3 separate regions of the Mus musculus genome follow, and all the other regions are linked to region 2. The links are chromatin loops, found by intact Hi-C in ENCODE. Cell type or tissue: left cerebral cortex. All regions are shown on one strand. Links, peaks and the distances in the headings refer to the core of each region. The heading gives the core; the rest is flanking DNA. Region 1 overlaps E430016F16Rik (RIKEN cDNA E430016F16 gene). Region 2 has its middle 16 kb from the start of Mrpl46. Region 3 holds the start of Ntrk3 (neurotrophic tyrosine kinase, receptor, type 3).

Region 1 (9,969 bases), core at 597-8,596, 170 kb before region 2:
AGAACAAAATGCTCAGAGAGGATAAGCTGCTAGCTTGAGGTTACACAGCAAGAAGGGTCTGTTAGATCTCAGGGACACACCTCTAAAATGGCTTGGAAGCAGTGGGGCCCAGCAGAGGCAAGGGGAGGATAGAAGGACCTCCATTGTCAGGTCTAAAAAGCAAGTGAAGGGATGGGGAGATGGTCCATGAGGAAAAGTGTTTGCCATGCAACTGACTGCCTAAGTCTGATCCCCAAACCCATGTTAAAAAGGCTAGACATAGTGAGACATGCTTGTAATCTCAGCTATGGGGAGCTAGAGACAGATAGATCTGGGGAGCTCATTGTGTGGGCAGCTAAACTAGCTCCAGGCTAATGGGAAATTTGGCCTTAAAAAACAAACAAACAAACATGGGGAATGGCTCCTGAGGAGCAACACCCAAAGTCACCCTCCAATGTGCACACAAATGTACACTTACCCACACACACACATGTATGCCTCCATCCACATAGACACAGAGAGAGAGACAGAGACAGAGACAGAGAGACAGAGAGAGCGAGAGAGCTCTGAAGAATGAGAAAGAAAAACAGGCAGAATGATGGGTGTAGCAAGGACAGTGGGGAGAGACAGGCAGGGACAAGCATGAAGGGAGAAAGGTACAATTGAAGTGGGAGGGGCATGCAGGAGGAGCTGGGAGATGCTGCTCCTGGGCCAAGATGCAAGGTTGAACTTTTTGCTCTATGGCTATGGAGAAACAGACTCTTTCCCCAAAGAGGGAACAGAACAGCCAACTCCAGCCTTGGCCTTGGGCTCAGCTACTCCTAGTCTGGGAGTGGACAGGAGCCAATGGCTAGAGCCTCCCTTGGGCTGAGCCAGGCTTCCTCCTCCTGGTGTGGAAAGGACAGGGATGTTCTGATCGGAGATGGCTGGCCCAGCTCCTTGTGAAAAAAGAAAGAGGAAACCACAGCAAGAGGTAGAAGTCCTGGGAACTGACATTTTGTCAAAACATGGCTGGAATCCCTAACTCTTTCCTGCTTTAAACCCTCTTTCATCCTAAGCCCCAGGCCCATGCCAACACCTTCCGCAATCCAGCTTTTCTTCCTCTAACAGCCTTCACTGCCAAGAGCCTAACCCTTGTGCACAACACGTGGGCCCTAGCCTCTCCGTCTCCCAGGTCCTCACCTTTATACATCTTGGCACTTGGGCCCCATAGCTTCTGCCTGCCAGAATCCCACCTCTAAAAGAGCTCAGGGTATCTCACCTCCTTGGCAAGGACTCCTCCATGCCAGGTCCTCCTGCCAGCCTCTCAGCCTTCTATAGGTTAGACCTTCCTGGTCTGAGAGGCTGTTGTGTATATGTCTGCCTCTTGCTGCATTTCTACAGAACCCAGGACCCAGCACGTGCTCTATCCACGTGCTGATCTCGCAGACATTGCGTGAAACCTGAAAGGACATTTTCTATCCTTTCCCTCCCCACCCCCACTTCCTTCCCAGGAATCTTTCTTTGGATCCCAGGGATAGAACTTGCAAAGCAAACAAGGTGATCCTTGATACAGTCAAGTGAAGGCCTGTGTGGCAGAACCTTGCCTTGCCTTGCCTTGCCTTGCATTGCCTTGGGGAATGTCATTTGACATTGACAATGGGAATGTACTAAGTCCAATGTCAACATTATCTATCCTAGAAGAAAAGGATATCTGTGAGAATATGACCTAGGTACTTAGAAACCACAGGCACAGAGTGTTTACAGGGACTGCAGGCTCAACCTGAGCATATAGAAGCTCTTCTTTCTCTTCCTCTTCTTCCTCCTCTTCTTCCTCCCCCCCCCTCCTCTTCCTCTTTCTTCTCTCCCTCTTCTGTCCTGCAGTGGACAGCCCAGAATTCTAGGCTCCACTATAGTATTAACAAACAGAAAACACCAGGCTGATTTAAAGATTGATAAGAAATTCCAGGGGAGATGAAGAGTTACCAGATGAGAAAGGGCATAGCAAACTTATCCCAATAAGATGAAGAAGCCCCTTAGTTGGCACTGGTCTCTAAGAAGGCAAGATTATACTAGTGCTGACAGATTTTCAGTCCTTAATGTCTGTCTCCAGATGTCTTTATCTTTGAGTTAACCGTAAGACTGGCCAGGAGGCAAGGGGAGAAAAAGATGGGACCCTAGCTAAAGTGATCAGTTTGTCCTGGTTTGCCCATTACTTTTCATATTTAGTATTAAAAGTTCTATATCCAGGGAGGGTATCTATATCTATATCCCAGAGGAAGGCTAATGGTAGGCCAGCTCTCTGTACCTTCTGGAGCCCTATACTGCAACAGAAGAGGATGGTTTCCACCAATAGCCTACGAAGCAACCTGCCACTCCTCTGCAGGTATCCATGCTGAGGCTTGGAAAGACTGTCTAATTTGTTCAAGGTAACATGGCCCACACAGGAAGCCTGCTTTCTTCCCAAGAAGGAATTAGGAGGGACATAGCTGGAGCCTTCTCTGAGCCAAGAGCACAGGAGTTCTGCTGCTGGCCTTGCCTTGTTCTTATCCAGAGGCCTAAGGGAATTCAGCTTAATTAGTAGTCAGACCTCGGCTAAGAACTTAGGTACAGTGCCACTGGGCCAGTGGGAGAGGTGGGGCTATAAGGCCAGTGACCTTTACAGCTGCTTGAATTTACAGCTAAGTGGTCCTGAGGAAGCTCCAGCATACAGAAGGATGGCACAACCCACTGGCTCTTGGTCTGTGAGACTTGAAGAGAGATGTGTAACTTCCAACCTGTCCTCTCTCTCCATTCTGGACTTGCTGGTCTCTGGGGAGCTCACCTTCTCCGACCACATGGTGTCTGCTCGGTGCTCATCCCAACATGGATGGAATCACTCCACTCCAGGTCTTGTTTTCTCCAGGGTGATGGGCTCGGTTTCTTCAATGGCTTCTCTAGTGAGCTGATTGTGAATCTCCCAGTCCTGCTTGGAGTTTGTTTCCAGCACATCGTGCCATTTAATAGATGGCTCTGGAGGTGGGAGATAGCAATAAAGACTGGAAGCAAGCAGACAGAGAAGGAGCAAGGCAAAGGCTTCAATACGAGCTGTTATTAAATAAATCCCGAAGGAGTTCCCTAGAACATCCTAAGAGTGGGTGACCAGAGCTGCCCAGAGCTCAGCTCTCACTCTGAGCTCTTCCTTCACTCATTTCTCTTTGTGGTGGTTAAAGCACAGGGGGTCCCCTGCATGGGCAGCTATGAAGCCTCCCCTGCCTCCTACAGTCAGTTTTCTGACAGGCCGTTGCTTTTACCCCCAGCTACCCCACGCCTCACTCATTCACTTTGACACTGGGTGTTTAAGGATCACACGAAGTATCTGCCCCTTTCCCATTTCCCTTAGCCACAGTTCTGAGTGACCTGCCTCCTTCAAGTCATCAGTAAAACCAAGCACTTGTCTTAGCCACAATTCTGACTGACCTGCCTCCATCAAGCCCTCAGTAAAACCAAGCACTTGGCCGAGTTTGAGTCTCAGCCCAGAAAAAAAAAAAAAAAAAACAACCAGCAAAGCCATTTCAATGCTTGCTCATGTGCCTACTTAGATAACGTTCCCTTCTGTCTACACTGGCTATGTGCACCGAGACCCAATACCCCAGGGCCTACCAGACAGACCCATCTTTCCGTTTTCTGACTGGCCAACTCCAAAAGTCCACCCTTTTTCCCCAAGCTCTGCATGCCTAGGGAGCTAAGCCAATATCCCCAATATCTGGTGTAAAGACACCAGACCTTTATTTATTTATTTATTTTGGTCTGATGGGGGCATATTTGTAGACAGGAGATTTTGGAGTTTAGAAAGATGTACCAAATACTTGCTGGACATTCAGTAGATGCTCACGCAGTGAAGAAAAAGAAATCTCCTCACCAGACAAATGTGAAGGTCACAGCTACAGCTACGTGGGCCTCCAAGGTCCACCCTTCCTATTAGGCCACTCCTGAAATCTCTCTGCAGAGGAACTGGCTGCATTCCTAAATATATCCAGAGGGTAAATCCAGGAGGAAAATCTGAACTCCTCCATCATTCGTTCATTTAGTGAAGCACACACTGTGCGCCAGACCTTCAGTAGGCACACACGGTTCAGAACCTGATAACAGAATAAGACCCCATTCACTCTGCTGCTGAGGGCAGCTCCAGAAACAGTTGTCTGTATGTCTATCCTCCCTAGCTGCCCCAAATGGGGTGAGGTCAAGTTTGTTCTGAGCTTGCAAGGGAAAGAATCTTTACTCCTCCTTGGAAGGTTACAGGCAAACGTCTGCTACCCAGTTGTTCTACTCTGCACCTGATTTCCAGTTCCTTAAGGGGGACCAGACTCTAAGAGCTGCAAAGCTTGGAGACAAGAAACAGCAGCATGCTCGTAGCACCTCCAGTGTCCTGAATCAGCTACGGAGTCCCTACTGTCAGAGCTTCTTCATGTCTGGCAGAGTCTTTCCTGTAAGACAGAACAGCAGTTAGCTCCTCCAAGGCCCCAGCTGGGCCTGGGCTAGCATCTAGCACCACCTACCGGCCACAAAAAGAAGAGCAGAGGCCAAGCTACCACCTTTCCCTAGGACTCCTTAGGGCCTTTTGTCAGGCCTGGCTGTTGCCTGCTCCTTAGCTCCGGGATCTTCCTTTTTCCACCTACAGACAGAAGGCAAACTCCAAAAGGGACAAGAAATCTCCCAGTAGGAATAAGAAATCACATAACTAACAACAACAGTGAGATCCAAGCCAGAACCTGTGTCTGAGAGAGCATAGGAGAGAGCAAGAAGATAGCCGAGGAGGGGGAGGGAGCAGACAGTAAGCAAGGACCAGCGGTTGATGGTCACAACCAGTTGCAGTGGAGAGATGAGGATGCTGGAGGCTTATGTAGAATCTTACTAAAGAAGTACTCAAGGTCCCAGGAAGCAGTCACATGTCGCCACTACAGGCCAACAACTGAGACCACCCTCGCCACCCTCATTCTAGACCAGCTCCCAGCCCTGTACCCAGGTGCTTCTGGGAAGTTGCCTGCATTCCTCTGGTCTCAGAGAGCCCGGCCTTTGCCCAGAGATCACAGCTGGCGTCAGGCAATGCCTTTCTTGGTGCTTCTCTTGGTTCTGTCTGCTCCTAGTTGAAGATGCCAATGAAAACAGATTGGAAAGAGACCAAGAGAGGAGGAACGAGGCGGGAGGGGGGTGAGGGTTTCAACATGAGGTGATATTAAATTAATCTCCTGCCAGTTCTCCATATGTCAGACTAAACTTTGATTAAGCATCCTTCGGTTTTGAGTCACTGGCTAAGGAATGTCTACTCAGTGACAGTTTCCTGGGCACTAGCAGAAGCTGACAATCCTGCTGGTCCATACTCCTTTTCTTCCTCCAAAGGCATTCCAAAAGGTACCCATCTGGCCTGCTAACCCAGAAGGAGAAGGCAGTGCTTTTGATAAAAGTTTGGACATTGAGATCAAAACAGATCAGCTGCTGGCTTGGAACAAGTCACTTAGCTTTTCTGAGCCTTGGGCTCAGAAACCAGGGCTGATTTCACCTCCTAGGACCAGTGGAGAATATACGCTTATGTGACTTAGCACAGTACCTGGAAGATGAGCTCAATAAACAGTGGCTAGAAAACAAGAGAAGAGAACCTTAGCTGTGGCTCCTTGCTTGGAATTCTAAGGCAGGGCTCTGCAGCCTCCCTACCCCACCCCCCTCCTGCCAGCTCTCAGCCTCCTGTGGGCAAAGGAAGAAAGGCGGGGGTGGGGGCCTGTTCTCACCCTGGGAAGATTGCTCTAGGGGTGGGTGATGACTGTGTGCCTCACCCACCCACTGGGGAAGGCGCTCCAGCTAGTGAATGGAAAAAGCCAGCACCCCTCTTGACTGCATTCATTATTCAAAACTTCTCACAGCCTGATGCCTGCCCTGGAGGGTGTTAAGGACCAGCTAAGCACCAAGCAGTTTCCTCTGCCTGAGATGCAGGTAGCAGAGCCAGGGAGGTTGGGCCATGAGGAGAGACTGGGGCTTTCCAGAGGCCTGGGCCTGGATCAGTGCATCTCTGAGCTTTCACTCTGCCTATCTGTAACTCCCACCCAGGGCTCGGCTCCTTCCGCAGACCTCGCCCCTCTAGCTTATTCCCTCCCAGGTGTCTCAGTGGCCGGCGCTGCTTTGAAGCTAAGTTTAAGTCTACCACGACTGGCTTCAACATAAATATAAATACAAGCACCAGAGTACAAGCCGGGTTTCAAGAACTCAGTAGGTGCAGTGGCTGACAACTACCATATTGGACTGAGCATATGGAAAGTCTTTTGTCAGCAACAGCGCTGCTGCCCTGGGCCCCGCTGCAGAGAACTGACCACATCAAGGAGAGAGACATGAGGCGCAGAGGGGAGGGAGGGGCATATAAAAGCCCAAGAAGGCTTCAAAATTTGTAAGAACTTGAAAATGAATAAGGAGAAAGTTTTCGGTGCCACCACGCCCCCCACCCCAGGTTCCAGAAGACCCAGGGTGTTCTGTGAGAGAGCAAGTGATTGTCGCAGGTCCTCACTGATGGGAGTGCACAGAAAGGACCATAGAGCTCTCAGAAGTGGGTATTTTTGAAAGCCAGTCTGGGGGAGGCGTTGGAGTTGAAGCATAAGCTGGACTCCACAGTGAGGATGAGCACCGAACCGAACCCCCAGTGTTTTTTTTTCAAGGACCATGATTGCTCGCCCACGGGCACCCCCCTCCCCCCGCGCGCACACAGTATCTGTGTCACTCAGGATGTGGGAAAGTGGTTTGGCTTCGGCTGTGTGGGGTAGGGGCAGCTGGGAGGAGAGCAGCGTCTGCACCAGGGAAGGAGCCTGAATAATTTGATGGCTCCTCCGAGGAGAAGCATACATCAGAGTAGTGAACAGATGGCCCAGCAAAAGGGGTTAAGTAAAGAGATCGCTGTGAGAAGTCTTGTCACTCTCATCAGAGCAGAGATCCATGAGAAGCAGACTTTCAGTAAGTCCGAAATAGCAAATGCCACGCAGGAACGAGAGCCACCTTCCCTTTTCCCCAGCCCCCCCCAACCCCCCAACTGATGCACAGGCTCCCAGTCTTCTCTGGGACTGACAGACTTTCTGCAGCCTCTTTCCAGGGGAGGTTTGTGACTCTGCCTGCTGGATCAGGGAAACAGCAGTAATCCTGAACACAGAGGGGATGTCTGATGGGGTGCACTTACAGTCTACCCATGGACTCATGTTTCTGAGACCCAGGGACCCTCATCCATGTGCTCCAGTAGGTCTTAAACTCATGACTTTGCTCTTATCCTGCACTTCCTCCCATGTCCTGTCTTTAAGGGGACCTAACAGGCACCATTCCCTATGCCAGCCAGGTTGGGGTATGCAGCTACTTGACTAGATATGTGCAGAAGGCTACAATAAAACAAATGAAGGTCTGGAAACTTTGGTGCCGGCAGGCACGCATTCTTCCTCCTTTCCTCCTGTCTGTCTACAGTGGCTCTCTCTTATCCACCTTTCCTCTGCTTCTCCTTTTACATCCTTTCCTAGACTTCTTTGTGTTTCTTCGCAGGTCCCAGGATCCTCAGGACAACCAAGTCCGTTCCTAAGCTGTAGGTCCAAACTGCACTTCACAAGGCTACCCATTACTCACCTCTTGCTTCTTGGCTTCCAGCTCTAATGGAGACCAGTCCTTTCTCCCAGCTGCCCTTTTGGGCAGAGTCCTGGGACAGTCCTGGCTGTTCACATATGTACACCAACCAGTGTCTTATTTCCTTGCCTGCAGCTTCTGCCCATTCTTACCTTTGACCTCTTCTGAAGACTCCATTCTGGGGCAGCATCAACTGCTCATTCTAGAACTTTCTTTTCAGGTTCCCCAAAGTCATAATCATACTCCCAAGATAAGTAACCTGAACATGAGTGCCACCATCCTTTTGCCTGTCAAGAAACCATATCCTTCCAATACGTTAAGCTCACTCTTATACTGTGTGATGTTGTGTGTGTGTGTGTGTGTGTGTGTGTGTGTATCATGCAGGATTGAAAAAAGCAAATATTGCCACCAACCTAGCCAGACTTCCCTTCAGAACACAGTGAGAAATAGTCACTGCCCCAATGTGAGGAGACTGCTACCATTCTGACAGAGAAAGAAAGAGTGAACACATGTTCCCAAAATTGCCACTGTAGGGTCTGGATTTGTTAGGAACATCTCGCCTGGGCATGTCGACCTTGGCACTACTGACATTAGGAGCACGATGAATCTCCGTGGTCAGCTGCCCTATACATCACAGGATCTTTAACAGCATCCATGGACCCTACCTTCTAAATTTGAGTAGCACCTCTTTTACCTAAAGTGACCATAAATGTCTCCTCCAAATGACACTTCATTGAGAACACTGAAATGAACACAGGTTGTCTTCAAGCACCGAGAAACAGATTGGCCACTCCATACAGTCTTTAAAGCTCTGGACATGTAGAGTCATTCTCCTGGACTTGAGTGAGTTATTTTCCATCTCTGGACCCAGGATTTTGTCACTTGGCCTCAAGAACAAGGATGATGGCTCCTGTGCATTGGGCTTCATCAGCATTTTCCAGGCACAGTGCCATAGTGGGCATCCCCTGTGTAGTTGTGTTTACTGTGCCAGAGGAAGAAGCCGACTGCCCTTCATCCTACTCCAACGTTTAGGAACTCATCTCCTGGCTCCCTCTTTACAGAGATGAATGAAAATGCAGAATAAACACAAAGACCCTGAAAGTCCAAATGAACAAGACACTTAAGGATCCACATCACTGCCAATCGTGAGTTCCCCTCTGCCTAGTTGGCAGGAATATAACCTTAGCCCTTCTGGGGGCTTTCCTCACCCCCATTCTCCATAATATCCTGGGTCTTAAGTTAAGTCAAGACGTGATGCAGGGACAGACAGTGTGGGATGCTGTCAGCCATCTGTCCATTTGGATTGCTACCAAAGCATTCAGTGTTATTCTGTCTGGACCATTTAGGTCTGACGGCTTACTACTTCTGTACAGTACTTAAGACAAACTACCTATAGTCCCAATAGTATTCAGGATTTTCCAAAGAGGCCCACAGCAATCTCTGTTATGCCACATATCTGTCACAATAAGCCTCTGAAACCCTTCCCTTCAAGAGGTGAAGCCATGTGGCCATGGCAGAGGTGACACTATATGGCTCTAAAAGGACTTAGAGACCTATCTCTTGGTTGTTCTGGGATCCTAAGTCACATACTCTAAAGAAGCCCACCTAATGGCACAAGGAAGACACATACAGAGACCCCATCTGAGACTTGAGTAGGCAGGCTGCAGAAACAATAGGCTTCGGATAATTCCAGTCTGTCATTGATTGGCTCGTCCCAGATGTTGGAGGATAGAGATAACGCCGCAGTCCTGATGTGATCTTTCTTCCTTCCTGACCTTCCAGATCCATGGACACAGTAAGGTCACTGCTTTACATTTGGCGTAGACTGTGATGTATCAGTGGCAGGTGGAATTCCTGTCTGCCCACATGCTGTACTTTCAGACACTCCTGCCAGGGTCTCCGGAGGAGAGAACTAGGCATGAGTCCACATCGATCAAGAACCTGCATGCAGCTCTCCTCTCTTCTGGCCTAGGGATCACTTTCCAGTACTACATAAAGAGTCTAGCTTTCAAACTGTAACTTCTCTGTGACACTGGGTTTGTACCCAAACATCTTTTCCTGCCTCTTTTCTCTCTTTTCTTCTATAACTTGCCTGATGGTTCATAGGCATTCTAATTACAAACATGAGAATACATTGTGTAGGCTTTTCCATTTCCTCAGGGAGCATCAGGAGTCGGTGAAAGGTACCCATTTCAGTGTGAGAAGGTAAAAGGAAAAAAATATCAGTTGACTGGGGGATAAAAGATGTGTAGATTATTTTTGACAGCTTTATTGGGATGCAATTCACACACCACACAAGGCAGTGCTGTGAAGTGTATAATTCAGTGGGTTTCAGTCTAATCACAGAGTAGGGCTACCATCAGTGGTCAATTTAGAACATGATCATCACTC
Region 2 (9,969 bases), core at 1,071-9,070:
GATGGCTCATCGGGTAAAGACACTTACACCCAGCCTGAAGACCCGCGTCAGATCCCCAGATCTACATAGTAGGAGGAGAGGATCAACTCCCAAGGGCTACCCTCCACATGTGCACACACACACAAAGTAAACAAACGTAAAATAACAACAGCCATAATGACAATGACAAACTACCTCAAGTTTGGTGGAAAAAAAGAGGAAGAGAAGAAGTTGAACTAGAAGGAGTTTGGTTGGTTGGTTTTCCTTATTTTTTTTTTCTTGCAATGCTATCAATCCATCTCTCACCTACTAGGCAAGATGTCTACTACTAAGGAACTCCTCAGCTCCAGAAAACAAACTGGCCAAAAAATATATGTCAAAATGACCAACTCATCATTCATTGAGGAAACACAAGTTAAATTCGCACTGGGGTTCCACTGCACAGTCATTGGAATGGCCAAGAGTGCCAACGAAGAGGGGAGCCACCAGAGCTCCCCCACACTGCAGCAGTGTAAATGGATGTGATCATTAAGGAATCGAACCAGTTACATGCACCAATCTCCCTGCCCACTCATGTGTATGTATGCCTCTAAGATAAAATGAATGCCTGTGTGTACAAAAAGAGACTCTTGGAAAGTTCACGGTAGCTTTGTTCACCAAAGTCCATAGTAGTTGGGAAGGAACATGCCAGACATGTGTTCCTCAGCGAGAGCGTGCACAGACAAATTTGAGAATTTTGTCATACTCAGCCACAGAAAGGAATGACCCAGTGGTTCGTGCAACACGAATAAATCCTGACAGTGGAGCTGGGCACAGAAAGCTAATGTTTTAAGAGGCTGAAGCAGGAAAATTGAGAGTTCATAGCCAGCCTGGGTTATATAGTAAGAACCTGTCTTAAAACAAAATAAAAACAAAAACAAAATGCACATAAATCTAGAAAAGGCTTAAGAAAAGGTGGCTGTGAGAGGATATAGACTGTGACGTTACCACAGGAGCTCTAAGGGCAAAGGAAGTTCATCTCTGTCTATTCAAGGCAACAGTCACCCCAGTGACCAGAACCAAACAGGCAGGGCATTTCTGGGGGTGGGAACCGACCAGATCTTTACATGGATTAGGCTTACATACATAGAATGGACACATATGTGAAAACTCATTAACTTTGTGTTTTATTGGATGCCAACTATGTCTCAAAAACAAATCCCCACACATATGTGGTTTCCTTTGAAAATACAAGACAGACCGTTAACCTTGGGCCCACGCTCCTACGTGGCCACAGCTGGCTCGTGAGACACACACTTCACCACAGACCTCACCACACTCTGTTGACACCTCCAGCCCATCCCACCCGTTTCTATGCCTGCCTTGCTCCCAATTGCCTGCATCCAACTATTTTGGCACATCACTCAGGCTCTGAGTCCTGAGCAAAGCCACCAACCCAACCTGCCAGCCAGCCAACTGATCTGACTCGAATTGTTTTTCTGCCTGGCGTTTGAAACTAGGACTACTTCCTTCATAAGGAGCCAACAACTCAATGGGGCAAAAAGCCTCAAAAGAGCAATCCTAAATAAACTTTTGAATAATCAAGCCTGCTCAAGCAGCTAATTGGAGAAATAAAAGAAATATGATACTCCAAGCCAGTGAAGCTGGTCATATTGATTGCATTTTTAATCATTTAAGCAAACCATGTACGACTCTATTCTAATGGGGATAGACACCTCCAATTACACCAGTTCAGACTCCAGATACAACGTTTGTCCCTTGTCTTATAGCCATTCTTTGAGACTGCAAGGGGAGGAGGTCTCAGAAAGTAGCTGACAGCAATGAAGCACGCCCATAAGTCAGGGACACTAGATAAACGAACATAACATCTTGGGGGACACAGGCCTGTGATACCCAAGTCATTTATCTACTGGTCCAGTTCAGCCATGATCAACCAGGAGTAGCACTGACTAGATCACTGACTCGGGCCCACTGTTGTGGTAGATGGATGACTGAGAGGTTAAGATGCTCACTGGAGGAAGGCCAAGGCTAATGGGATAAGGGAGGGGCTCTTGAAATAGTGACCATTTACCAACCAGTATGAACACCTGTCATTTTATTTCCAGTGCTGGCACCAAACCCAGGGCCTTGCGTATGCAAGGCAAGCACTCTCCACCTCTGAGCTACATCTGTGCCATGGAATACTTGTTACGGAACCTCCTCCCACCCATGGGCCACAGGCTTGAGCATCACTGGAACCAACTCTTTACAGCTACTAGCATGCCCCTCTTCTCAGCTCTGCAGTGAGTGGGACCTCAAAGCTAACCCTGACGGGAGTATTTACACCAAGGAAATCAGCATGAGGTACCATATCAAGGACACCTACCACCCATCCACCACCTCCAAATGCTTACCTACCAGCACGCCACGGGTGTGAGGGATCCACTACAACCTCACTCATAGACAGAATGAATGGGGCCCTGGCAACAGGTAGAAGATTCTTCTTTAAATGCAGACACTTAAGGGCTACAGGTGTGGCTCAGTGCTAAAGTGTTTGCATAGCATCGTGAGTCTATGAGTTCAACCCCCCAGCACTACAAAATGAATGAATGAATGAATGAATGAATGAATGAACGATTTTTTTAAAAAAGCACATCTGGGCCGGCAAGATGGCTGAGCAGGTAAAGGTGCTTGCTTCCAAGCTTGACAGCCTCTGTTCAGTCTCAGGAACCCACGTAGTCTAAGTTGCCCTCTTATTTCCACACACGCACTGCTGCATCTGTACGCGTAGATAAATAAACAATTTTTAATTTAAATAAACACACTCATTCCACGTAACAACCACAGAAGGTAAGGATGACTTGCTAAGGGTCATACGGTGACAGTGAATTCGTACTAGGTGGGCTAGAGCCAAAATCCATGTGCTTTGCCCCTGTACATCACCCTGTTCCGCTTCCTCCCCTTTAGACAGCTTCAGGAGATTGCACTCTGCCACAAGTGCATAATTCAAAGTCCTGGCTGCAGAGAACCTGCATCCCCTGGTTTGGAGGCAGAGAAGGGCTGGGATTCCATTGCTCGGGATTCTTTAGAAAGATGGAAGATGCAAGCATCTCATCTGGAGAAAAATTCCCCTCCCAGCACTCCAACCCTAGAAATGTGCCTAATGATGCTTTCTAAACTGCAAAGTCGGGTTTTCATTACAAACACAGGTTGACGGCCCATATGCAGCATTATTGGTAATGAATGGTTTTCCACATCTCTGCCCTGCTATAGCTGCCCTGCCCACCTCTCTGATACTGAAGGCACAAACTGTACTGGCCCTTCCAAGACCCTTGGAAAATGCTGCCCTGGCCTGAGGAATAAGGAACATGGCCATCCCTGTCCCCAGCCCTGTGTGGGGACCTGGGGGGAGGGGCGCTTCTGGGAGGTCCTGGCTAAGTGGCATCAAGGACCAGATGGCTGAGGAGATTACTACGATTTCGTTTCCATATAATCCATAAACTTGGATGAGTTAATGTTTCTTCAAATGCATTATCTTGTAATCCCAGGGAAAGCTGTGCAGAGCCAAGAGCCTGGTTCTCTGGCCTCTACATGCCTGGCATGCTGGGTAATCCCTGCTTTGCCCAACAGGTCTTAACAAAGGCCAAGGAGCTTGGCCAGCAGGGGAGGAGATGCTGGCGGCAGGGCAAGGCTGGCACCTAGGAGGCTGGCATTTGAGGGCAATTGGGCAGGCCCGTAGGCTCCCAAACAATGCTGGGAATCCCACACTACAACCAAGCAGAGCCCACAGGACATCTGAGCAAAAGCCCAGGTGGGGATGAAGATTTCCTACTCTCTTGCTTTTGGCTCCATCCTTGGCAAAATGACTAACTCTGGGCCTTATTGTCTCAAAATATAACAAGGGATAGAAGCAGGTGACTCAAAGAGTCCACTTCGATTCACTCTCTGCTACATGTGAAGCCAAGGTCAGCACTGTTTCCCTGTCATATGCCAGGAGCTGTGACGAATAGATTCCACCGAACCCACTCCATGCTCGGGTAAAAACTAGCTGCTTCCAGGATCCTGGGTGTGCTGCTTGAACCTGGCATCATGGCACATGAGGACTGGTCTTAAGATGGAGCTCTGCCACTGACTAGCTAGCAAGCCACCTCCCTCCAGCTCTTCCCTCATCTGTCAGCTAGAGTTGCTTCTTCAACTGGTATCTCACGAGTGTCAGAGAAACTCAGAACACAGGGTGAACCTACCAACCTGTGAATATGTAACATCGAGTCCAGTACGCGGCCGGCAACCTGCCTGCAAGCTGGTGTCCTTGCCCTTTCCCCCAGTTCTTTCTACCTCTCCTGAGCTGCCTCACCCTTTTAGTGATCTCAGCTTAATCCTGTCAGCTCCTTCTGATGCATTAAGCTAATGCATTAACGATTTGGTTGGTGACTTCTTCCTTGCAATACAGTTGCGTGTTTGCAGTGGCCATCGTGCCTTGACTCGTTGTTGTGGACAGATGGCCACCTGGCGGTAATAACACGCTAGAAAGCCTAAGAGCCAGTGGGGCTTTCTGACCCACAGCCCAGCTTTTGGCCAAGCGTACCTAGGAGGGATATACGTTTGTGTGTGGCGCCTCCCTGTGGATACGATGTGTACTGCACAGACTCACCCAATCCCTGACGCACATGAACCAGCAGCTGCCCCAACCAGGACGTGAATCCAACATTCTTACACTGCCAATGCAGAAAACGAGGCCCACATGCTGGCATAGAACTTGTTCAAGATTATACAGTTCCCTTGGCATTTTGAAAACAGTAATAAATGACTGGCAACAATCTCTCATAATTTTGAGAACAAGAAAGCCAGAATCAAAGTGTGGTTTGCCCAAGGGTGTGTCCATGAAATGTGAATTTAGTTTCGGTGGTCAGTTCTCACACCATAAATCTTTAGGGAGATAGAGATGGCTCCCATTCTTTCCTGAGGAGCCAGGTAGTGATGACCCACGTGGCTTCTGAAATCATATCTAGCTAAATGATGCAAAAATCTGGTCCTATAAAATGCCCCTTTAAGTTTCTGCAAGGACACTGTCCATCAAATGGACTCTATCCAAGAAGATGGAGTCTGTCGTGAGGCTGGGCACTGTTCTCTGTATCCACCTAGAGAAGGCAGAGATGCTTCCTGAAGCTTTAGCTCAGTAAAGCCCTGGAGAAGCAGAGGAGAAGGTGCCACTGAACTCAGCAAAATACTGAATGGTATGAACTAGGATTTAGTTCAACAGAGATTCAACCACACCTAGAGAGCTACGGGCAAGGGATGAGACTGCTCTCCTGTGAGTGTTGCTCCTGAGGATTATCTGAAAAGGAATCAAAACTGACACATGTCAGAGACTTCTGCGTGCTGGTGTTGATCACCAACGATTCACAAAAGCCAAAATGGTTCACCCACAGATGAACACAGAGAGTGTAGTATGTATACACAATGGAGTGCTACCTAGCCACAAAGAACAAACTCATGTCATTTATGGGAAAATGGACATTAAGTAAAATAAGCTGGATTCAAAAAATACTATCACAGGTGCTCTCTCATATGTATACTGTAGAGAAAAAAAATAATTGAAGATGCCCCCAAAATTGAAGAGATGACTATGGAAGAAGAAGATGAGGAGGTGGTTACTCCCAAATACATTACATGCGTGTTTAAGTGACACCGTGAAATCCATTATCGTCGTGGCGTTGGCTCAACATCAGTCAGGATGCAGTTAGGAAAATGTAGCCCACGCCATGTCGTTCAAAAGAGACTTTTCAACATGGAGAATGAGTTCCCATGGTGTTGAGAGAGCTGGAAACCAAACAGGGTATGGAGAGGCAATTTGGAGAGGAGCAAGAGTAAAGCCATCACCCTGAGGGCTGGGGACAGCAGAAGAAAACAATGCTACCAGGAGCAAGCCATGCTGCAGGAATGTGAATCAAAGAGGGCTGCCGGCTGTGGACCACAGAGATGCTGAGCAGGCGATGTATGCACGCAGTGGGAAGGAATATTTAGCCTTAGCTTCCCTTCCCTTTAACCTCCTGCCAGTACCTCTCCCTCACTGGCCAAATCCAGTTAGAATCCAGTCAGTAAGAAAGCATGAGATGTGTATTTAAAGGGGTTATCACACACATTCCCCCCAAACACACACACACACACACACACACACACACACACACACACACACAGAGGATCTGAGAGCAAGAGGCAAAGGACCTGAGATGATGCGTGAGGTGAATATTCATGAGTGTATGTGTGATGTGAATGTTCAAGAAGGTGCACGTGTATTATCAAATCAGTTTCAAGGTATGCAGGAATCGATGTATGCAGGCGAATGTGGTAGGTACAGTTGTATCAGAGGTACCGATGTATCGGATCGATCTCAGAGGTTTGTATCGTGTGTGGTAGGAGAAGCATCGTGGGTTTTGGGTGTGATGTGAACATTCAAGGGTATGTGGATGCGTGGCTAGAATATTGATAGCTTTTGATGTGCACGCTTGTGTGTGCTGTGAATGTCCAAGGAGCTGAATGTGATGTGAATGATCAAAGGCATATGACGTGATGTTCCAGAGAGAGAGAGAGAGAGAGAGAGAGAGAGAGAGAGAGAGAGAGAGAGAGAGAGCATTCACAAGAGAGATTTTAGAGAAGAGAGAGACAGGACAGCAGATGTGTACAGAAGTGTTCTCTGTGTAGCATGTGATAGGGAAATGCAGTCATGGGTCATCTTTGACAGACATGCATGCTAAGCTGGTTTTGCCCCCTTATGCACTCAAGATGTCTAAAGAGGATAGTGGCCTAAGCTTTTCATGGGCACTATGCCTCAAGATCCATATCAAAAGCTTGTGTCATCCCACGTCAAGATGCATATCAAAGCCTGTGCCTTCCGGTCTCAAGATCCGGATCACAGGCACGCCTTCCATTTCTGGATTGTCGATCATTTCAGATATAGCCAAGTTGACAACTGGGAATATCCATCACAGGCTCCATCAGATAAAGCATGATTAGTCCCGTCATCTGAGGACACACTGGCCAGGTTGGACTTAGGTGACACCTAAGATCCATCTCCACAGTTGACTTTGACAAGTTATGCATTGCCACTTAGATCCACTCAACATGGAAGATCCAGAAATGCCTGCCTTTGCCTCCAGATAACTGGCCTAAAACTGTTTGGGACAGTTAAGAACCAAAGACACAAAGATGGATTTCCCATCTGCTGCTCTTACACCCCACAGAACTCTGTCCCGGCCTCTGCAGATGGCTTTGTGTCTCTTTCTTGTCTGTCCTGACCTGGCTCCCTCCTCCTCATTCTTGGGCTCTTTATGATCTCCACTCTGCCCTGACTAGGAGGCCTTTGCTGAGCCAGATAGGAGTGAGAGGCAGGCCCATATTCCCTTTGGCTTGTTTTAGTCTGTTTCCTGCCCCCCTCAGAACTGAACCATCACAGGGACGTTAGCCAGTATTTTAATCACCATTTTATCCCCAGCGTTTGGCAGTGAAACCTTCTTCTCTGCAAATGTTTATTGAAGGATCACTGGACTATTTCAAGAATTCGCTCTCATGTGTGAAGGAATTCCTATGTGCTCCTTCCCAGAATTCCTACTACCATGCCTTACGCTTACTCATTCAGATGGAGAGCCGACCTCCTGGGTCAAGGAGGATCAAAATACCAATGGGAGGAGATACAGAGACAAAGTTTGGAACAGAGGCTGAAGGAAAGGCCATCCACTGACCGTCCTACTTAGGGATCCATCCTATATACAGTTCCCAAATTCAGACACTATTGTGGATGCCAACAAGTGCTTGCTGACAGGAGCCTGATATAGCTGTCTCCTGAGAGGCTCTGTCAGTGCCTGACAATTGCAGAAATGGATGCTCACAGCCATCCATTGGATGGAGCACAAGGTCCCCAATGAAGGAGCTAGAGAAAGGACCTAAGGAGCTGAAGGGGTTTGCAGCCCCCTAGGAGGAGGAACAATATGAATCAATCAGTACCCCCCAGAGCTGCCAGGGACTAAACCACCAACCAAAGAGTCCACATAGAGGGATGCAAGTCTCCAGACACATATGTAGCAATGAATGGCCTTGTGGGACATCAATGAGAGGAGAGGCCCTTGGTCTTGTGAAGGCTCTATGTCCCAGTGTATAGGAATGCCAGAACAAGGAAGCAGAAGTGGGTGGGTTAGTGAGCAGGGGGAGGTAGGATGGGATTGGGGGGGGGGGGGTGAAGGGGAAATGAAGAAAGGGGATAAAATTTAAAATGTAAATAAAGAAAATACCTAATTAAAAAGAAAGATCGTGACTTTCACCATTCTCTTCTGCACGCTTGAGAATCTCAGCTCCTTAAGCCCTACAGTTCTCTACTCCAAATCCTCAGACTCTCAACCTATCCAGCGGTCCGATCCACCCACCCGAAGCTGACTGCTCCTGGGTCAGTGCTTCAAGAATTCTGATTTAGCAAGGCAAGTGTCCAGATAGCAGGAGATATGGGTAGCTTCAGCATCATACAGCTCTGGGTTCAAATGCTGTCTCCAATATGTTATCTGGGAGACTGTCACAAAGTCTCCGCCTCCCTAAGTGCATCTCCTGATATACAAATGGTGAGAATAAAACTTGCCAATCGGGGCTGACATGACTGAGCCAGGTGGCGTGGACAAGCAGAACTGGCCAGAACCACACGAAGTCGCCCCAATACATAAGACCCTGGGTCCCTTCCCCTTCTGAAGGATACAACATCCATCTATGACACCCCCCAGAGATGGCCACAAGAACCCAGAATCTCCCCCCGACTGATAATAAATATGTCAGCTTCCAATTGCCGCAGGCCCAGAAGTCAGGGCATCGAGGACTGTGCTCAGCAAACGGCTGCTCCAGAGGCCAGGTACGGTGATGCTAAGTGCACATCACACACTTGTGTCACCTGTGGTACTTACATGCATAGCTCCACTCACCAGTGAAGAAACTGCGAGCTAGCCCTCTACCTGGCTTCTCAGTCAAGGGGGTTTTCCACTCATCTACTACAGGCTTCCTCACCTGGGTGTTTTCCCAAGCCCATTCTACCAGTGTGCCCATTCTGTCTATCAGAGGTTACACCCAAAGGAGTCCTCATCTGTGTTAGTGTGGTGTTCCCCTACTGGGGAAGAAGAGAGCTTAAGGGGAAGGCTCTTTGTGGTGATTTGAATGAAAATGGTCGCCATAGGTTCACAGGAAGTGACCCTATTAGGAGCTGTAGCCTTGTTGGAGTGGGTGTGGCCTTGTTGGAGGAAGTTTATCACTGGAGGCAGGCTTGGAGGTCTCAGATGCTCAAGTCAGGCCCAGCGTCTCGCTGTCACTTCTTGCCTTCAAATCTGGATGTAGAACTCTCAGCTAACTCTCCAGCACTGTCTGCCTGTATGCCGCCATGTTTCCCGCCCTGATGATAAATCTCTGAACTGTAAGCCAGGCCCAATTAAGTGTTTCCTTGTAAGAGTTGCTGTGGTCATGGTCTCTCTAAACAGCAATAGAAACCCAAACTAAGACACTCTCCCTCCCCCCAAGTCAGCCCCTTCTTCAGGGACTGAAGCAGGCAGGACATCCACTTTCAGTTTCCAGTGACTAGCGATGTCTGTCTGTCTGTCTATCTGCCAAGGCCTTCAAAAGGACTTGTTCATCGCTTTTCAGAGTGGGAGAGCTAAGAGTGCACACAGGCATCCCGGCATCTGCTTCTCCTTCTGTATTTCTCATAGCCTCCTACCTTCCTGGGGAGCAACCACCCAACCCCATTAGCTGAGGTAGCATCGCATCACATCCAGAATGACCCCCAAACCCTGTGCAACCCCCACAATGGATGTGTCCGCTGGCAACAGTGATGAGCGTTTTCCTCCCTCACCCCATTTTATGAAGTAAAGTCCCAAGGCAGGTAAAGTAACTGGCCATCACCCAAGCCTCTTGGAAGGGAGGGGGCTGTGACTGCCCTGAGATTTCAAGCTAATGGGTTTTATCTCACCTTGTGTGTCTGGAGCTCCG
Region 3 (9,969 bases), core at 1,263-9,262, 190 kb before region 2:
AAGGGAACCTGCTGGGCATACTGAAGCTGAGGATTCTGGGTCATGGGAGATGCTGACACCCAACAACAACCTGGCCTCAGTATAAAATCCTGCCACCAAAGAAGTCCACCGCCCCAGCTTTCAGCCTGGAAATAACTCTACCCAGGGCCTATTACCTCTTGCTTTCAAGTAGAACCTCCAAGGCCTGTTTCTGCTCTGCCTACCTCTCCTAGGCTTAACCCCAATCCTGGGGCTCTTAATACTTTGCTGTGGGGCCTTTACAGCCCTGATTCATATGTTAGCTAGGACTCTAGTTCTCACTGACCTTTGCCAAGGCTGGGTCACCCACCCATTCCTTAAAACCGAAAAGCCTAGAGAGCAGAGCCCCCAGGTGACCCCTTCAGTCTGCAAAGTGTCTCCAGGGGAAGGGGAAATACAGGAAACTAAAAGCCCACCAAACACCTGGAACCCTGTGGCAATTCAGGCTGGTATACAAATGGCGGCTCGGTGCCCCAGTCCAGAGTACATGGTCTTTGCGAGCCCAGGCTAGCGACCTCAAGAACATCTGACCCAGCGATGCCACAGTCTCTACCTCCATCTTCTTTCCACCATTCAAAGGACACGCCATCCCAAGCCAACACAACCCTGTAGGCCCGGCCTAAGGAGGCAGCCTAGACAACACACCATCTTGGCCACCACCCTCCTGCCTTTGTGACGTCAGAGTCTAGTTGGGTGTGGCTGCCTATGGACCCTTCTGGAAGAGTTTATGGTGTATTAAGAGCTACAGTAGCAAAAAAAAAAGAAAAAAGAAAAAGAAAGGGCTGCCCTTTTGAACAGAAAGGGAACAAACAGAAGGCAGGAAGGACCCTTTGGCGCAGCTATGGACTCTTTGGAGTACTATGATGAGATGGAGACGAGGTCTACCCCTCTGCCCTGATGCTTGCTGCTGATTTCCTCCTTATATTAACAAGGTCTCTTCTACCCAAAGCTCTGGATGGGCACAGCCACCACTCAGAATGATACCACAAGAGTTGGGGCCACAAGGAAACAAAACCTTGTCTGTCTAAAAACTCAGCACAAAGAGTTCACTCTCGGAGGATGGATACTTGAGAAGAACCTGAGGAGACGCCGTCTCTCCATGCCTAGAATTTGTCCAGCCGCACGCCATCACCCAGAGCTCCAGGCTGACAGGCGATGCCCCCTCCTGACCCTGGATCTCTAGACACACGAGTCTGAAGGACACTTTCCCAGGCCCCCCTAGGGTTGGATCCTCTCCTGCCCTGTGCTTCTCTTTCTTTAAGCCCCACCTCTACCAGCAGGCCTTGGGTTGGGGACCTGGGATATATGTTGTATAGCCCATTATTCAGTGCTAAGATCCGATGGAAGGCGGGCTTGGGAAAGGCTACCTTTTCCCTTAATCTTCCATGTCTTAAAGAGTAAGAGAGCAACAAGGGCATGTTCTTCCCTGGATGAACATGAATCCTCTCCCTCCTCGGGACTCCTTGCCTCTGGAGTGGGAGTCTGAGCCCCTTCTTGAGTTTAGTCAATACCAGACGCAGGCATAACAGGACACTGGGGGGAAGATGGGGTGAGGGAGGGTCATCTAACCCCTGACCTCTGACCTTCCCTACCACTTTCTCTTTGATGTCAGATGGGTTTAGGAGAGAGTCCTGATGGCTGCTGAGTCCAGTTCCCACTGAGCGGCTCCCAGTCTCCCTGCTCAGATCGCCACAGGCACTCTCCTGGGATCCTCTAATGCCAGGAGAGGAGCAAGAGGCCAACTGTGTCCCCTCCTCCCACCAATGTCTCCGGGGAACAACTAATCCTACTCCCCCCCCCCCATAGAACCGCTTCCCCAAACCTCATTTTGAGAGGTGTGACACCTCTTCGTGACCATAAAGAGCCTATCTGATTGTGACCAATCCTGCCTCCCTGAGGGTTCCCAGGGACATACACATCCTTAGAGCAGAGAACAAGGCAGACACAGCTCACTGGCTCCCAAACTCTCCAGCCCTTGGCACATCCAATCACCTGAAAATCTCCATGCCCAACTCCAGAGCACAGGCCACTAAGCTCTTTGCAGCCATCCCTACAATCCAGGGGCCAAGCTTCCCTGAAACATATTCCTCCAGACCTTGCTCCTGGACAGACACTGGCCTCCAAGTGGGTAGAGGCTTCTCCTTTGCTCTCTTCTCCCCTCCCCTTACCCCTTTGCTGTCTATCTGGACATCCTTGACCATCCTGGAGGTAGTAAGGAATGAAAGGCAGAGCTAAGATATGGGTCAGGATTGTCTCCAGGAGTCGGGGACATCTTCTGGGGCTGTTCATCTCCCTCAAAGTGTAAGCTGCAAGAACACAAGCTGGTCTCTCTTATACCAAGAGAACTGGTGGGCTTTGGAGAGAGCCTGACTCCAATTCCTTCAGGCTTTGTAGTCCTGAGGCAATGGTTGGAGCAAAGAGGGGAGGGGGTGGACACTGAGAGGGCAGTAGCCACAGCACACTGGGTCCCTTCTTGCTCTAGTCCGTCCCCAAGGCAAAGAGCTACCCTAAACGTCTCCCTCAGAGCCTGGCCACCGTCCTAGTCAGTCCTGGGGCTCCCAAGGGATGAGAGCACGGGGCAAAAACCAATGAGCTGCCCTCCGAGCATCCAAGAGCTATCCACACCCTTCTCCTTCCTGGGGCAGAGAGGTCAGAGGGGTGGTGGTCACCTGGCTGAAGAATGAAGAATGAAAGAAAGGCTATGCAGGCTCCTGGCCCTGACTCTTCCTTTCACTCCTTCACAGGCCTCTGGCCCCATCCCTACCAAAGAAACACAACAAGAAAAGAGCAGGCCACTACACAGGGTCCCACTCAGCCGGGGCAAACCAGCCAAACGCCACGCAGAGTTCAATTTTTGAGAGAAAGGGGGTGGGGGGAAGGAACCGCAGAATTGTGAAAGAAATTTCCTTCCCAAAACCCAGGTCGTCCTCTCTCTCCTGCCTCCAGCAACCTGACTCAGAATTACCCTGGGCAGTTATGGAAGCCCAAGCCAGGAAAGGGTCTGTAGGCGCCCAGATGCAGATGAGGGTGGGAAAGGGGGGGATGTCTCGGAAATGCCCAAAATGGGGTTGGAGAAGGCGGCGGGAGGTGGGGGGGAGGAAAAGCAAAGAGGTAGGCGTCCATGACGGCCAGAACACGTCCGAAGTCTCCTCGGGAGAAGCCAGCTTCCAACTTGTTTACTTATTGGCATGTTTTGCTCTCTCCAAAGGGAAACAGTTTTTTTTTTAAAAAATCCCGATTGGTTCTCAAGCAGTCCCTATCTGTCACCTTCCCTCCAAGGCTAGGCTAAGCTTTGCCTCTGCCGCCGCTATCTGCCACCGCCTGTCAGGGAAACGAGACGCCTCTACTTTATTCCACTTGAGCGTGGCCAAACTGTTGCTATTTAGTGGGGGGCATAGAACCCAATTCGCACCCTCGAAACGAGCAGGCAGAGGGTGGGGGCGGGGACAGGAGCTGGGCCCGGGTGCACTCCGCCCGGAAGGGTCCTCTCCAGGGAGAGGTACCCACCAGCATCATCAAATCACGCCTGGCTAGGGCTGGAGTCACCTGAAACACGCAGCCCTACAGCATCTCCCGAGCCAGGGCGAGCCTGATGCGCACCCGGCGGGCTGCGAACAGAGGCGAGCTGGGGAGCGCAGGGCCAGTTCCCGGGCCGCGGGCGGGCAAGACGGAGACGCGAAGCTGGGGCGGGGGTGGGGGGCGGGCTGGGTAGCGGCCGCCTGACTTACATGGAAGTGATATTCCTTGAGATGTCCGTAATGTTGATGCTGGCGTTCCCATTGCTGTTCCCTGAATCCTGCCCTTCCAGGAGAGGGAAGAGGTTCCCATCGTCCGGCCGCCGGCAATTGATCTCAGTCTTGCTGCAGACACAATTTGCAGGGCAAGCCAGCACGGAGCCCACATAGTCCAGCCAGACGCTTCCCAGCAAGAAAATCCGCCAGAAACTACACTTGGCTGGGCAAAGAGAGACATCCATCTCCGATCGCTGCTTCTAAAAAAGAGGAGGAGGAGGAGAGGAGAGGGGGGTGGGGTGGGGGGAGTGGGGAGAGCAGGGGGGGAAGGAAACAAAGACAGCGAGGGAGGGGGGAAGGGGGAGGGGGGCCTCTGCCTTTGAAACGCCGAACGATCAGATGCAAAATCCTTCAGCGTCGGAAACCATCGCGGCCGCCGCCGCCACCGGGTGGGAGCCGCGGGGAGCGCCTAGTGGCGCGGTCTGCCGGGCATGGTGGCCGGCTCGGCGCTCGCCGGCTTGCGGGGTCCAGAAGCTCTGGAAACGAGGCGCGCTCTCCGACTCCGAGACTTTGCAGGGTTGTAACAACAGACGGTGGGAAGGCAAAAATAATAATAAAAAAAGAAAAAAAGATGGTGCTAAAGTCACCAAGTCCCACCTCCTAGGCAGAATTAAAACGGACACACCTGCAAAACACACTCGCACACACTCACATACACACGCGCGGAGCTGGAGGAAGGAGGAGAAGGAAGATGCAGTCAGAGCTGCAGCAGTCGCGGCGAATGGCTCGCTACGCGCCTGCAGAAATGTACAAGTGCTCCGAGCCTTACGAAACGCACGGGTTATCGGAGCGTCTTCCTCGGTTCCCTCCCTCCCTCCTCCCCTCCCTCCTCGCGGCCTCCTCCCCCCCCCCCGCCCCCCGCCCGGGCTGGGAGAGGCAGGAGAGCGGAATCTCCCCCTCCCTCCCCTCCCCACACCCCTCTCTCTCCCCGCCCGTCCTCTCCCTCCTGCTTCCCCACCCACCCACCCACTCGCCGGCTCTCGGCTCTCGCCGGTACCGCCACCCGCAGCCGCGCCGCTGCCCGCCCGCTCCACGCCCGCGCCCGCTCGCTGCAGCCGAGGGGAAAACGAGACGGAAAGGAAAAGTTGCAGTTGGGATTCCGAGGGTCGGCGTTGGGGAGGGAGAGTTGGCAAGCTGACTGAGCAACACGAAAGGCGTTCTCCCTTCCACTTTTTGGCCCTCGTGCTGCCCGGTTTTGCTGCAATCTCCTCCGCAGGAGGAAGCGAAATGAGCGTGGCCCAGGTGACCCGGGATGCTCCCCAGCCTGAGTGAGGGTCTCGGGCTCACGGACAGTGACGGGAATCAGGAGCGCACAGGAACCCGAGCGAGGCAGCCAGGGACGCCGGCCGCAGACGTGCAGACCTAGATCTGAATGACACTCATTTGGGTAATCAAGAGTCCCGGGAGCTGGGCTCAGCTTGGGAGGGGACTGCGTGGCATGGCACACTGAGTGCCCCTGAGCCTATTGCTCCTTCTTGGCGGTGCGTTATGGGTTCCGCCTTGGACAAACAGGGACCAGAGAAGGAGAGAAAGAGGGAAGGAGCGCCTGCAGGACTGCGCTGGAGAACCGAGGTGGCCCAGGGCGAGCGATTCATGCGAAAGAAGCGGCCAGGAAATTGAGATGCGAAGGGCATTTTTTGGCAAGCACCACGCCAGCACCGTCGGAGGCCAGCTTCTTGGGCTCAGCCCTCGGGTGCGCCGAGCTGGCAGCCTGGTGAGGGGGTGGGCGGACTGCTCTCTCCGGATGATTTGGGGGGCACAGAACCTCCTCTTTCCCTCCCCCACAAACACCCCTTCCTGGTAGGGGCTCAAAACAGGTGCAGCCTTCGAGGCAAGTTTAGACCTGATGGGGAGAGAAGTATAGCCCCCGCTTTTTGCCTTGATAGGATTGTTTTAAAAATAAAATGCAAATGTAAATATGCCAAATGCGAGCTATTTCCTGAGAAAGCCTGAGATTTTGCTGTGGGAAAGGAGAAGAAAGGGTTAGGGGAATCCGAGCAGGCAGACACACTACAGCATTCACACGCAGAAGAAAGCAGCGCTCTCCTCCCCGAGCTTGGGTGAGGGCAGGCAAGGAAGCAAAATACATTGAATTCAACAGCATCCAGGATCTGAAAGGATTCTCCCCCGCCCCCCTGTGGATTCCAATGCAGGTCATGCAACTTGCAGGCAAGATGGGGGGAAGGGGTATTGCGGTGCCACCAGCCTGCCCCTAGTGCCACCGACAGACAGACCCGATGGCTTGCAGTAACACTTTTTGCTGGGAGTAAACTTGGGTGAAAGGAGGAAAAGAAAAGAGCATGCCTATAAAAGGCATTTTCCCCGACTTCTCATTACACTCTGCCTTCCTTTTGCCCCAGTGAGACTTTTACACCCTGTCGCCATGATGGCCTTGTCCCCAGAATGGCATTTTGCCCTCCCGCCAGCAGGAGGGGACAGAGTGGAGACAGCCTTAGACTCTCAAACCAGAACCTACTGGCTTCAGGCCAGTCCCTGATGTCCTTGTCCATTGGGAATCTCCCTGACACTTCAAGTGCCATCCTGAGTGACTTTAGGGTTCTCTGAGAGGCAGGGAGAGTAAGGTGTAGCCAGGACACTGGAACTTGGCCTCTCTTGAGAGATAGCAGAGGAGAAATAGGAAGCATTTCCCAGACTACCCCAGGGAGACAGAATAGCTGACTGCCTGAGGGGATTTAGTAGAGCTCCAACAAGGAGAAAGCATAGTTGTGTCTTAAAGGGTGCCCCGCCCATTTTTAAGGACAAGGACGATTTTTATTACTGCCTGCAAAGAAAGGATGCTATCCATAAGTCGGGTTTCAAAGCAAAACTTTGGAAACCTCTTCAGAGAGTGAAAATTCAGGCTGTGAAGCAAGGGACTCTGATTGGACAAAAGGTCTTTCATTCTTGACCGTGGATAGGATGAAGGTAAGGTGCTAGGAGCTCTGAGCCCACTTAGAAAGTAAAGCTTAAAAATGAAGAAGGCTCTTTTTTTTTAATGCAAGTGGAAAGAGCAGAGTTCTACTTATGACCATGAACAAATAGACTTACACTCTGGGCCTCAGCTTTCAAATCCATGAAATGACCACATGGAACCAGGTCTTTGCTCTCCTTTAACTGATGACATCCACAGTCCCTGCCAGCTTGTAATAGATAATACAACTCCTTGGACCTCATCAGAGACTTCCCAAACCAAACATTTTAAGAAGTTCCCCTAGGTGATTGACAGGCATGGGGTGGGGGCAGCTTCAGAGCCCCTACAGCTCGAATCATCTCTGGTTCTCCACAAGCCTTGGATGAAGGGACTCATTAGAAAGGAACAGGGATTCCATGTAGGTTCCCAGAAGCATCCAGTTAGAATAAATGAGTGTCTTGGGTGCCTGCAAAAACAGAACTTTGGGGCTGGCAAGATGGCTGTCATCAATAAAGTATTGATCACACAAGCATGAAGACTCGGCACCCATGTTTTTAAAAAATGGATTTATTTAGCAGTGTGCACTGCTGGGGGTAGAGACAAGAAGATCTCTGGTGTTAGGTATTAGCTGGCCAGCAAGATTCGGTGAGAGACCCTGTCTCAAAAAATAGGGCAAGGAAAACACCAGACATCAACTTCTGGACTCCACATACACCCACATACATGTGCATAAACATGAACACACACACAGAAAGAGAGAGAGAGAGGAGATCTTTAAACTTCCACTATCAGTGAAACGCCTACAGGCCACAGAAAAGCAGTCAAAGTAAGCCAGAAATGGGTAAGGGGCTAGGACAGAGTCCCTGGGACAGACACTCTCCTCTCAGTCAACAGGTACCCAGGGCATTCAAACCATGCTGTCATCTTGCTGAGAATGTCCTGGTTGACAGGGAAGAAGGACTTGTCATATCATCCTGAATTCCCAGTATGTGGCCTCTGTGTCCTGGACATATGACTCATCTCAGCATCCAGACAATCAGGATAATCTGTCCCCATCTTCTCAGCTGCCAGATGGAGTTTCCTAAATGAGGAAGCTGGAGAGTGCACACCAACCCTCCAACCCCCTGCTGACCAAGAAGGGACAAGAAGGAACAACGTTTGTTTGTTTGTTTCCCTGTACAAAATGTAAAACTTAGAAAGCTTTCCCAGCAAGGCAGATGCAAGGGCTTAAAGAAGATGCCAAGGGCTTCCAAAGGTTCCAAGGAAATCTCCAACCGTATAGGTCAGACAGGGCTGCCTAACAGGGCACGGAGCTCCTTCTGCTCCCCATTTATCTACAGAAATCAAGCACATGTCTCTTTCTTAAAGAAATCCGCTCCAGACTATGAATGCCCATAACTTCTGAGGAAGGATTCAAAGCAGCTCAAAGTCCCTGTACCTAGGAAGGGAGTAGAAATTCAGGAAGCAAAAAAAACATAGTGTGCTGACCCCACAACCAGTGCTTTCTAAGACTCCCCCGTTATCCCACACACACACAATGATCACCCTTTTCACCTTGCCACATCCCCATTTCCAATGGCTCCACACTTCTGAGCCAGTGGCCATATTTCTGGGATGGAGGCCAGACCCTAAATATTGCCTTACTCCTACACCTTACTCCACCCACTATGCCTTACTCCTACAATATCAGTCTGAACCGAGAAGCTATGCTGCACAGCTTTCTAGCCTGAGCCGATTTAGGACCCAGTTTCTCAGTGGGAGCTGAGAAAGGAGCAATGGTCCCGAATGGCAGTTCTGAGGAACACCTGAGGGGACGGTGGGAGGCCTGGGCTCCCAAGAACTTGTTGTTCCGAAGAGCTGTGCTGGAAGAGACAGACCTCGTCATGTGCTAGAAGAAGAGGTGCCCATGCAAGAGACTGAGAACATGCAATGCTATTCATAAAGTCGGAGGCCAAGGAGAGAACTTCAGCCAAATCTGGATGCCGAAAATGAATCTGTGAAGGTGGACAAGTTGAGCATCAAAGTAAGCCCCACAAAGCAGGAAAATTTAAGCACAGGACACCCCAGTTCAGGACCCCAACTCAAGTTCTAAGATGTTAGACAAACACCTACTGGGGGGTTGAAGCTACCTGTTGATGGGGAGGGGGGTGTCCTTATCTCTTACTCCTGTCAGTTGAAGAAGATTCCTTGATGGTTTTCTTGGTCCTTCCACTGACATCTGGGTGAGGCTGCACCCTGTTTTAGCTACCCTGAAAGCCAGACCCACAGCCCGTGTTGGGTGAAACAGACCACCTCCCTCACCCAGAGCCACCCCACTTGGTAACAGGAATTTTCTCAGCAGAATACTCCTGTTCCCAGACCTCCCCTGCTTGAACATCCTCAGGGACAGGAAATTCAGTGTTACCCAAAGCCTCCCACCTTGTTCCAAGCCACCATGCTCCTCCAATAGTCTTCAATCTGAAATGAAGCTTCCATGCTGGTGCTGATGCTAAACCCACTGTCTTTTCTACAAGGTACAGGGTTGCTGGCCTCCCTCCTACCTCTCTGAGCGGAGTACCTCAGTTATTTCCCTATACTTCAAAAATCACAGCTTTCTAGGTCTCCCCCACTCCAAATGTGGCAATGCATTCAAATCTTCAATGGCTTTAAATCCCACAGGCTTCAAGTGATCCAACTCTGGGGACCCAAGAAGTGGAAAGCTATAAAGAGACTAAATATAGCATCATGTCGCTGAGAGTTAAACTTACTTCCTATAAGTCTCTGTGACATAGGCTCTATGCCTCAATTTCCACTTCTCTAACTGTCTTTAACTCACCAGGTATAGAAAGGTGCTTTGAACCATGCCTGCCCTCCAGTAAGCATACTGTGCTGGCTTTTGCCTTCTCCTTTTGAGAGTTTTAAGGGCTTTACGGCCCCAGCCCAGAAGTATCGGCAGCTGGTACCCATTGATGGTGGAACTCATTACCCCCCCCCCCAAGCTCACCTCGCTTACAGTTGCAGAGAAGTTCCTGGCAAGCCTGTGAGCCCTACTGCCAGTGCCATGGGATGCTGGCAACACCCATGATGCTCTGCGACTCTATCCCTAAACCTCAGAATTGGTGCTACCAGAGGGCATCTGACAAGTCCTGGGTCCCAAGGCAGAGTACACAGGGCTGCATCTCTCCCTAAACAACAGATATTGATCCTATCCCATGCCAGTTGTCATGTTTATTGCTCCCTCTAAATAGGGAGGTGGCATTGGTCTCTATT

The links. A loop is a pair of places that touch in the nucleus more often than their neighbours do. Peaks named below come from ENCODE experiments on the same cell type or tissue, not always from the same donor. Only the 100,000 strongest peaks of a DNase experiment are listed, where the experiment ranks them.
Region 1: a loop joins it to region 2, with 5 times the contacts of the local background. A loop is called at or near these places in 20 of 42 quality-filtered maps.
Region 3: it touches region 2 in a loop (4-fold over the local background); 15 of 42 quality-filtered maps call a loop at or near these places.

Annotation. Positions count from the first base shown.
Region 1 is chr7:78,591,617-78,601,585 of GRCm38, forward strand. E430016F16Rik (RIKEN cDNA E430016F16 gene) reads right to left here. Exons shown (of 11, transcript NR_015542.2): 9 at 2,783-2,970. Among named protein-coding and RNA genes, the nearest start is that of Ntrk3, 19 kb to the left of the region's middle. In left cerebral cortex, for the core only: a CTCF peak has its summit at 4,492 (motif pointing left); DNase peaks (open chromatin) are centred at 4,484, 5,137, 5,351, 5,749 and 3 more places; H3K27ac peaks cover 2,543 bases.
Region 2 is chr7:78,761,934-78,771,902 of GRCm38, forward strand. No RefSeq gene overlaps it. Among named protein-coding and RNA genes, the nearest start is that of Mrpl46, 16 kb to the right of the region's middle. In left cerebral cortex, for the core only: a CTCF peak has its summit at 4,564 (motif pointing left); a DNase peak (open chromatin) is centred at 4,562; H3K4me3 peaks cover 237 bases.
Region 3 is chr7:78,573,790-78,583,758 of GRCm38, forward strand. It overlaps Ntrk3 (neurotrophic tyrosine kinase, receptor, type 3), which reads right to left and starts at 4,049. Exons shown (of 17, transcript NM_008746.5): 1 at 3,747-4,049. The coding sequence starts at 3,994. E430016F16Rik (RIKEN cDNA E430016F16 gene) reads right to left here. Exons shown (of 11, transcript NR_015542.2): 11 at 7,277-8,969. Gm39038 (a long non-coding RNA gene) reads right to left here and starts at 532. Exons shown (of 2, transcript XR_882235.3): 1 at 442-532. In left cerebral cortex, for the core only: CTCF peaks have their summits at 4,228 (motif pointing left) and 6,233; DNase peaks (open chromatin) are centred at 1,323, 1,979, 2,355, 2,623 and 11 more places; H3K4me3 peaks cover 4,981 bases; H3K27ac peaks cover 4,771 bases.